Linked DNA regions of Mus musculus: all the other regions are linked to region 2. A link is a loop called in an ENCODE intact Hi-C map of the cell type or tissue named here. Cell type or tissue: gastrocnemius. All regions are shown on one strand.

Region 1 (2,500 bases), 460 kb after region 2:
TCTCCCTCTCCCCATCCACCCATCTGTCAACAGGTTCTCACTGTGTACCCCTGGCTGTCTTAGAACTTACCATGTAGACCAGGCTGGCCTCGCACTCACAGATATCCTCCTGCCTCTGCCTCCTAAACTCTGGGATTAAATATGTGCACCACTATGCCTGGCTTCACCTGGCTCTTTATTGAGGCATATGAGTCCTTTATGTATTGTGGGTGACATGACAATCCTTTATGCAAGACACCTTCTGTAATGTAATGTGCCTTACTGGCCTGTGGCTTGTCTTCCTGTCTTTTTTTTTTAAGTATTTACTTTATGTATGTGATCTGCATATACACCTGCATGCCAGAAGAGGGCGTCAGATTCCATTACAGATGGTTGTGAGCCACCATGTGGATGCTGGGAGTTGAACTCAGAACCTCTGGAAGAGCAGCCAGTGCTCTTATCTGCTGAGGCATCTCTCCACACAGTGTTTTTATACAGCAGAATTGTGGGTTTTAACAGCTTATTGATATGGAAAAAAAAATCCACTGGAATTTTCTTCTTTATATCTGTTTGGTTTGTGTATTCCTTCTTTAAGTTTTGGCAGACTTTGCCTTCCAAGGAGTTGATCCGTTTCTTTTAGTTAATCAAATTGTTTGTATTATTCCTTTATTCTAATGTCTATAAATTCTTCATCCTTTTAAAAATGTTTCTAGTTTTATTTATTCTTAAAGAGTTATTTATTAATTATATGTGCATACACTGTAGCTGTCTTTAGACACCCCAGAAGACGGCAGTAGATCTCATTACAGATGGTTGTGAGCCACCATGTGATTGCTGGGATTTGAACTCAGAACCTTCGGAAGAGCAGTCAGTGCTCTTATCTGCTGAGCCATCTCTCCAGCCCTCTAGTTTTATTTTTATTATTAGTTTTTCATATATTTATTTTGTGTTTTGCCTGCATGTATGTCTGTGCACCACATGTATGCAGTGCCCTTGGAGGCCAGAAGAGGGCGCTGGATCCTCTGGAACTGGAATGACTGAAGACTGTGAGCAGCCATGTAGGTGCTGGGAATGGAACCTGGGTCCTCTGTATGAGCAGCCAGTGCTCTTAACTGCTGAGCCATCTCTCCAGTCCCATTTCCAGGAATCTCCTTTTTCTTAGCCGTCTAGAAGTTTGTCTTTTTTTTGTTTGTTTCATCTTTTTCAGAGAACCAACTTTGATTTTTGTCGATTATTCTATTGATGTTGCTGATGTAGCTCCAATTTTTGTTTTGATTCCTAACTACTTTTATATCTTTGTTTTAGGGCAGTGGTTCTAAGCCTTCCTGACTCTTACCCTTTATTACAGTTCCTCATGGTGTGCCTCCCAAGGGCAGAATTATTTTGCTACCTCATAACTGTAATTTTGCTACTATTATGAATCACAATGTAAATACTTATGTGCAGAATATCTGATATGTAACCCCTGTGGGGGTTACGACCCACAGGTTGGGAGCCTCTGCTTTAGGGGATCTTTCTCTTTTGGGGTACCTACTAAGTTGGTCTTATTTGCTGTGTAATCTTGGCTGTCCTGGAGCTTGCTCTGTAGACAGGGCTGAAAGATTTAGTTAATCTTTATTAGTGTGTGTCCGTGTCCGTGTGTGTGTGTGTGTGTGTGTGTGTGTGCGCGCGCGCGCGTGTGTGTGTGTGTGTGTGTGTATGTATGCATCCCATGTACATAGCGGGTGCTAAAGGAGGCCAAAAGATAGATGACATTGGATCCCACAGAGCTGAAGTTAGAGGCAGTTGTGAGGTACCTGAAGTCAGCGCTGGATACTGAACTCAGGTCTTCTGCAAAGCAGTGTGTCCCTTGACCCTGAGAAACATCCCGCCCCAGCAGAAAGATGTCCATAGCCAAGGGAACCGTGTGCTTTGTCTTTGAGGGCAGGTCAGCTTTGCCTGTCTCCAAGCCAAGCAGCCTCGATTCTCTCAGCTGTTCTTCAGGTGACATTGTGTCTCAAATTTCCAGAGCCAGCCTGGTTTCTTTCTGGGCACCTCCAACGGTGTGGATGCTGCCTTTCAGGCTGAGGGTTTGATGAAGGTCCCCATACCTGTCAGTATCTGTGTAGCCAGCTACCCTTTTCTGTCGGCACCATGCTCTCTCTGTTCTGGTGCGAGCCTTTGTTCTTCCTCCATTTCATCCATCTTGCTGCCTGAGCCTCGCTCTAATTTGCTGATTAATCACCACACATCCCATCTTTTCGTTCTGGCCTCGTGTCATCTCCAGTTTGACAAACAGGTGGATTGGAGAGAGCCTAGTGAGGACAGAGGCTTTGAAAGGTGGCTGGAGGGTGGTCTGGGTTCCCGTGGGTTCCTGATCATGGTAAGTCCTCCTGTTCTCAGTCCTGGCATACGGGGGTGGGGTGGGGGGGGCTCGTCACGTGTTGGGGGAGGGGAGGGAGCCTTGTCACGTGTTTGGGGGGAGCCTTGTCACGTGTTCTCGGGAAGCCTCGTCATGTGTTCAGGATCTCAGCTGAGCGAG
Region 2 (2,500 bases):
ACCCGTCCCCGGGTAGCGCAGAAAGCCTATAATAACTTTTAAAAGCAAAGCTATGGTTGCCATTTCTTGGTACAGGCAGTACAGTACAGTAACCATTTGTAGTTAAGGTTTCAGGTGGGGCATAGAGCACTCCTTGAGAAACAGATTAAATGGTAAACAGGAATGAACCTCAGTTGCCTTTACTATAAAATGTCTTTTAAGCCCAAGATGGAGGCAGGCTGGTTTATCATCTACAAAGACAGAGCTTTTCTAAAAGAACAGGGAAGCCTGAAACACCCGAGTTAGGCTCTGCCAGCGCCAGAAAGAGGAAGACAGAAGAGAAGAGAACAATTCTGAGGGAGGAGTCAAGAAGGGGACAGAGGGCAGGACACCCTGGCAGCAGTAAGAGTGGCGCTAGGGAGCAGGAATCCCGGCCAGGAAAAGCCTTAAGGTGAACTTGCCTCCATAGGAGTGTCCCCTGGCAGGTCCCTGAGCTGTCCCACTGTGTCAGCCCTAAGAGAGGAGACAAGGGTCTGTCTCCACCTAGAGCTAGACTCCATTCTCCACAGCAGCAGGACCCCAGATCATTAAGTTTGATCATCCATGTTTTAAGCCTCTGGAGGTCTTCTCTTTTTTTGTTTTTTTGTTTTGTTTTGTTTTGTTTTGTTTTGTTTTTTCGAGACAGGGTTTCTCTGTATAGCTCTGGCTGTCCTGGAACTCACTCTGTAGACCAGGCTGGCCTCGAACTCAGAAATTCGCCTGCCTCTGCCTCCCGAGTGCTGGGATTAAAGGCGTGCACCACCACCACCCGGCACCTCCGGAGGGCTTAATCACTCCAGTCTCCCCATTACCTCAGCAGCGTCTCCCTATGAAAATCATCTACATTGCCAGGATGGTGGTGAACACCTTAGGCTGAGGCAGGGAGATAGTGAGCTCAAAGCCAGCTCTGGCTACCTGAGCAAAATGGTCTCAGAAAGACAAAATCAGTGACTATCACCTCTCAGCCAGTCCCACTCTGTGTCCCCTACATGCTATCTCGTGTTGAAGCGGTCAATTCCCAGGGCTAGTGAACATTACTGTGATGACCTGTGGAAATTGAGAGTATAAAACTCTGAAGCAGCTTATTGCAGGATGCTGGCCCACTTTCCAACTGATGGCCCAGGATCCCAGAATGGCCACTAGGTGTCACCATTGTTCCACTGTGATCAAAGTTGGGGCTGCCCGGTATTTGTAGTTAGCAGAGAGTGCTGGCTTTGTTCCCTCATGATCCTAGGCGCTGGCTTTCTGTCTCATCTGCCTATGTGAGGCCCACTTCACAAGGAGAAATAGCTACAGGGACAAAAGAGTTCTTCACAGGATTAAACTGCTTGCAAGTGGGTAGAGGCCAGATTTGCTCCTGAAGAGCCAAGCTCTTATGTCCACCTTCATAACCTCTGCTCACTTCCCAGCATCCTTAGCACACGTAAGACACTAAAGACTTCCTGAGCCCCTTTTAGCTGCATTAACAGGAAACCGCAAATATCAGCTCAATTAAACCTCTTTTTTTTTTTTTAATTGGTTTTCCCGTACACTGAACTGGAAAGTACGGATTTGAAAAGCAGTCTCCATTAACAAATAGCAAGTCAGGATTTCCTGCTTGTCTCTCTCACCACTGGGGAAATGGCACCTAGCACATAGTAGGTGTACACTTCTTGTGACAAACGACTGAGAGGCATTTATGTACAAATATCTGGTTTGTACATAAGGAGAGGGCCGTCTCATTGTCCGGCCCCTGGCATCAGATTGCCGGGATTCAGGCTCCTGCTATGTTGGTTGGACAGCTTAACCTCTTCTGACCCATCTGACAGTCTGAGATGATGAGACCGCTGAGTTCAGAGAGAGCAAGAGGACTAACCAGTCACTCAACATGTGGAGCACTTAGGCCTGACACACACTGTCTTACATATGTGACCTCAGGAAATCCCAGATGAGGCACACATTCCCCATCTCAGCCACATATCCAAGTTTCCTCTCTGGGAGAGGTGTGTTTGGCAAGTGGTATTTTCTTTCTCTTTCCTTTCTTCCCTTCTTTTTCTGAAACAGGGTTACTCTGTGGTCCAGGATAGACCCAAACTGGGGGATCCACCTGCCTCTGCTTCCCCAGGGCTGGGATTAAAGGGTTTACCACTGCTACCTTGCTGGCCGGTGGGATTTTCTGAAGATTGCAGAATGTGTGCTATTGACAGGCACTTCTGGTCTGAGATTGTCCAGTTATCACCTCTCTCTCTCTCTCTCTCTCTCTCTCTCTCTCTCTCTCTCTCTCTCTCCCTCTCCTCCCTCTCCTCCCCCCTCTCTGTTTTTGTTTTTGTTTTTATTTGGCTTGGTTGGTTTTTTGAGACAATGTTGTCTCCTGCACCTCAAACTGGCTATATAGCTCAGGGTGATCTTAAACTTTGGGTTTTTTTTTTTTTTTTTTTTTTTGGGTGTTTTTGAGACAGGGTTTCTCTGTGTAGCCCTGGCTGTCCTGGAACTCACTCTGTAG
Region 3 (2,500 bases), 470 kb after region 2:
GGAAAGTGTGTGAGAAAATCACCCTAAATAAGGAAAGGTGCGCTGGCATATAAGTTCAGAGTTGCGGTCCTCAGTCCATTGGCTCTTGTTTCTGGGCTTTGCAGAGTGTATCACTGCCTGGGGCGTGTCCTGGAGGCCACTGACCTTCTAGGGCTGTGGTTTTCAACCTTCCTAATGCTGTCACCCTTTAATACAGTTCCTCATGGTGTGGTGACTTACAGCCATAAAACTTTAGTTGCTACCTCATAACTGTAATTTTGCTGTTATGAACCATACTGTAAATAACTGATACATCAGCAGGATATCTGAAGTGACCCCTCACACACAAGGGTTGGGAAGCGGAGAGGAAACAGTGAGAAGGACACAGAGTGAGTGGGCCACTATTCTGTTCGAGACCACACCCCCAAATTACCACCTGGTCCCAATTCCTGAAGGTTTTGCCACCTCCCAATGGTACCACAGGCTGGTGAGCAAGTTAGAGCATCCAGGCCTTAGAAGGGGACACACGCTCTCCAAACTGTACCAACCTGTTTTAGTGTTCAGCTTTGGTTTTGGATATATATATATATATATATATATATCTGTGTGTGTGTGTGTGTGTGTACACATGCGCGAGCTCTCATGTGTGTTGCCTGAATGCATTCTGCATACCATGTGTGTGCCTGGTGCCCACGCAGAGGATGAGCCACCATGTGGGTGCTGAGAACTAAACCTGGGTCCTCTTCAAGAACAGCAAATGCTCCTAACCGCTGAGCTGACTCTCCAGCCCCTGCCCTGTTCCAGTGTATTTGGGGAAAGATAGAGTCAGCTAGAGACTTTACATGTACTCACTTATTTTTGACTAGACTCGCTTCAAAGCCCTTGCTGCCCTGGAACTTGTGATCCTCTTACCTCTGCCTCCTGAGTTTGCAGAAGATTGTGGGCATGTGACACTATGCTAAGTAGGAATTTAGAACATAGTCGCAGGTACTTTGCCACTCAGAGCATCTCAATGCGGGCTGCCGATACTCCTTTAGTAGCCAGGGGGTGGGCTAGAGGTTATTTTTCAATCAAAGCATAATTTCAAGCATGCACACCCGAGCACCTGCTGCCACCTGGTGGCAGTATCCCAGGATTGCAGAGTCTTTTGATGGACCAAGATTCAGTTTGTCTTGGATTTTATAGGTTCACTTATATTTTATAGGTTCACTTATAGTCGAAATGCATCAAAGATGGTTGAAACTTACAGTATGGCCAGCATAGGTGTTCTGATATAGGAAGCATATGTCAAATTCTTTCTATCAGCCAATGGATTTCTACACATAAAAGGTATAAAGCAGAAGAGGAAGATGTGACCAGTGTGTTTGGTGTTGGGCTCTGTGGCACAGAGTGGATCTGAAAATAACCTGGCAGAATCTCTTGCTCGTGAGACTTGGGCAGGAGAGCAGCCTTCTTTAGCCCACAAAACTAGGATGTGCTGGGATAAACTTTCCTATTTGAAGTTAACCCTGAGCTTCACTGTTCTTACTGATTGTTTTTGTTTTTCTGAGACAAGGTTTTCTTGAGTGACCCTGGCTATATTAGAACTTGCTCGGAAGACCAGGCTGGCCTCAAACTAAGAAATCCACCTGCCTCTGCCTCACAAGTATTGGGATTAAGGCATGCACCACCACCTCCTGGCATTCATAGATTCTAAAATCAAGTTTTTAATCATTAAGATCGGAGGTCACAAAGATCATTTTTGCCTGAGAGTAACCCCAGAAAACCCACACTCTAACAGGTGTGATCGCTAGGTTTGCTGTTAGGAATGTAGCTGGCTTTGATGTTCTGGCATGCAGTGGAGTGAGGCCCTAGGGCTTCGAGATGGCCAATGGGGTCCTTGACTTTCAGCCCATAATCTGGTGGTTGGAGAGAAGATGATTACAGAAACATCAGTCACTTGTTTCTATAAATGTTTCATAATGCAAATTGAATGTGATGAAATATTAAAAATATCATTCATTAATTATTGAAAAGTTCAGCCTCTGAAAATGGCCATATTTCTCCTTATACTGCCATCTTAAAGGAGCAATTGAGAAATTGTGAATTACAAAATTAGAATCCTGGAATGGTAGTGAAGTGAAGCACCATAAAGTTATTTTCTGCTCTGAGATTTGTTAACCATTTTCAGCTGTAGCCTTTCTGTTATGGTGAGCCTGCCCATTCTGTGTTAGGACAGTGCAGGTGCCCCACACTTCACTATGCTTACTATTTTTATATCCCTGTGGTTCTGGAAAAAACAAGGTGACACCATGTTGAACTAAGAGTCTTATGGACTCAAATGTTGGAATAAAATTCAATTTTATTTTATTATACTTGTAATTTTATTAGCAAAACAAAGCATCAATACAAGTTTGTATCAAATGTTGCTATTAGTTACAAGCCAAATTAATAGTTTGCCTTGTAAAATGAATGATTGTGGTTGGATTCAGTGGTGTGCAGCTGTGATCCCAGCAGTTTGGGAGGCAGAAGCAGGAAGGTT

The links. Peaks named below come from ENCODE experiments on the same cell type or tissue, not always from the same donor. Only the 100,000 strongest peaks of a DNase experiment are listed, where the experiment ranks them.
Region 1: a loop joins it to region 2, with 3 times the contacts of the local background. A loop is called at or near these places in 9 of 42 quality-filtered maps.
Region 3: it touches region 2 in a loop (3-fold over the local background); 9 of 42 quality-filtered maps call a loop at or near these places.

What each region holds. Positions count from the first base shown.
Region 1 is chr4:149,603,718-149,606,217 of GRCm38, forward strand. The region is part of intron 1 of Clstn1 (calsyntenin 1); the gene reads left to right. Among named protein-coding and RNA genes, the nearest start is that of Clstn1, 18 kb to the left of the region's middle. In gastrocnemius, a CTCF peak has its summit at 979 (motif pointing right); no DNase peak of the experiment used is centred here.
Region 2 is chr4:149,143,441-149,145,940 of GRCm38, forward strand. It overlaps the pseudogene Rpsa-ps12. Among named protein-coding and RNA genes, the nearest start is that of Cenps, 7.1 kb to the left of the region's middle. In gastrocnemius, no CTCF peak of the experiment used is centred here; a DNase peak (open chromatin) is centred at 1,174.
Region 3 is chr4:149,610,785-149,613,284 of GRCm38, forward strand. All of the region lies in intron 1 of Clstn1 (calsyntenin 1), which reads left to right. Among named protein-coding and RNA genes, the nearest start is that of Clstn1, 26 kb to the left of the region's middle. In gastrocnemius, a CTCF peak has its summit at 1,090 (motif pointing left); a DNase peak (open chromatin) is centred at 1,077.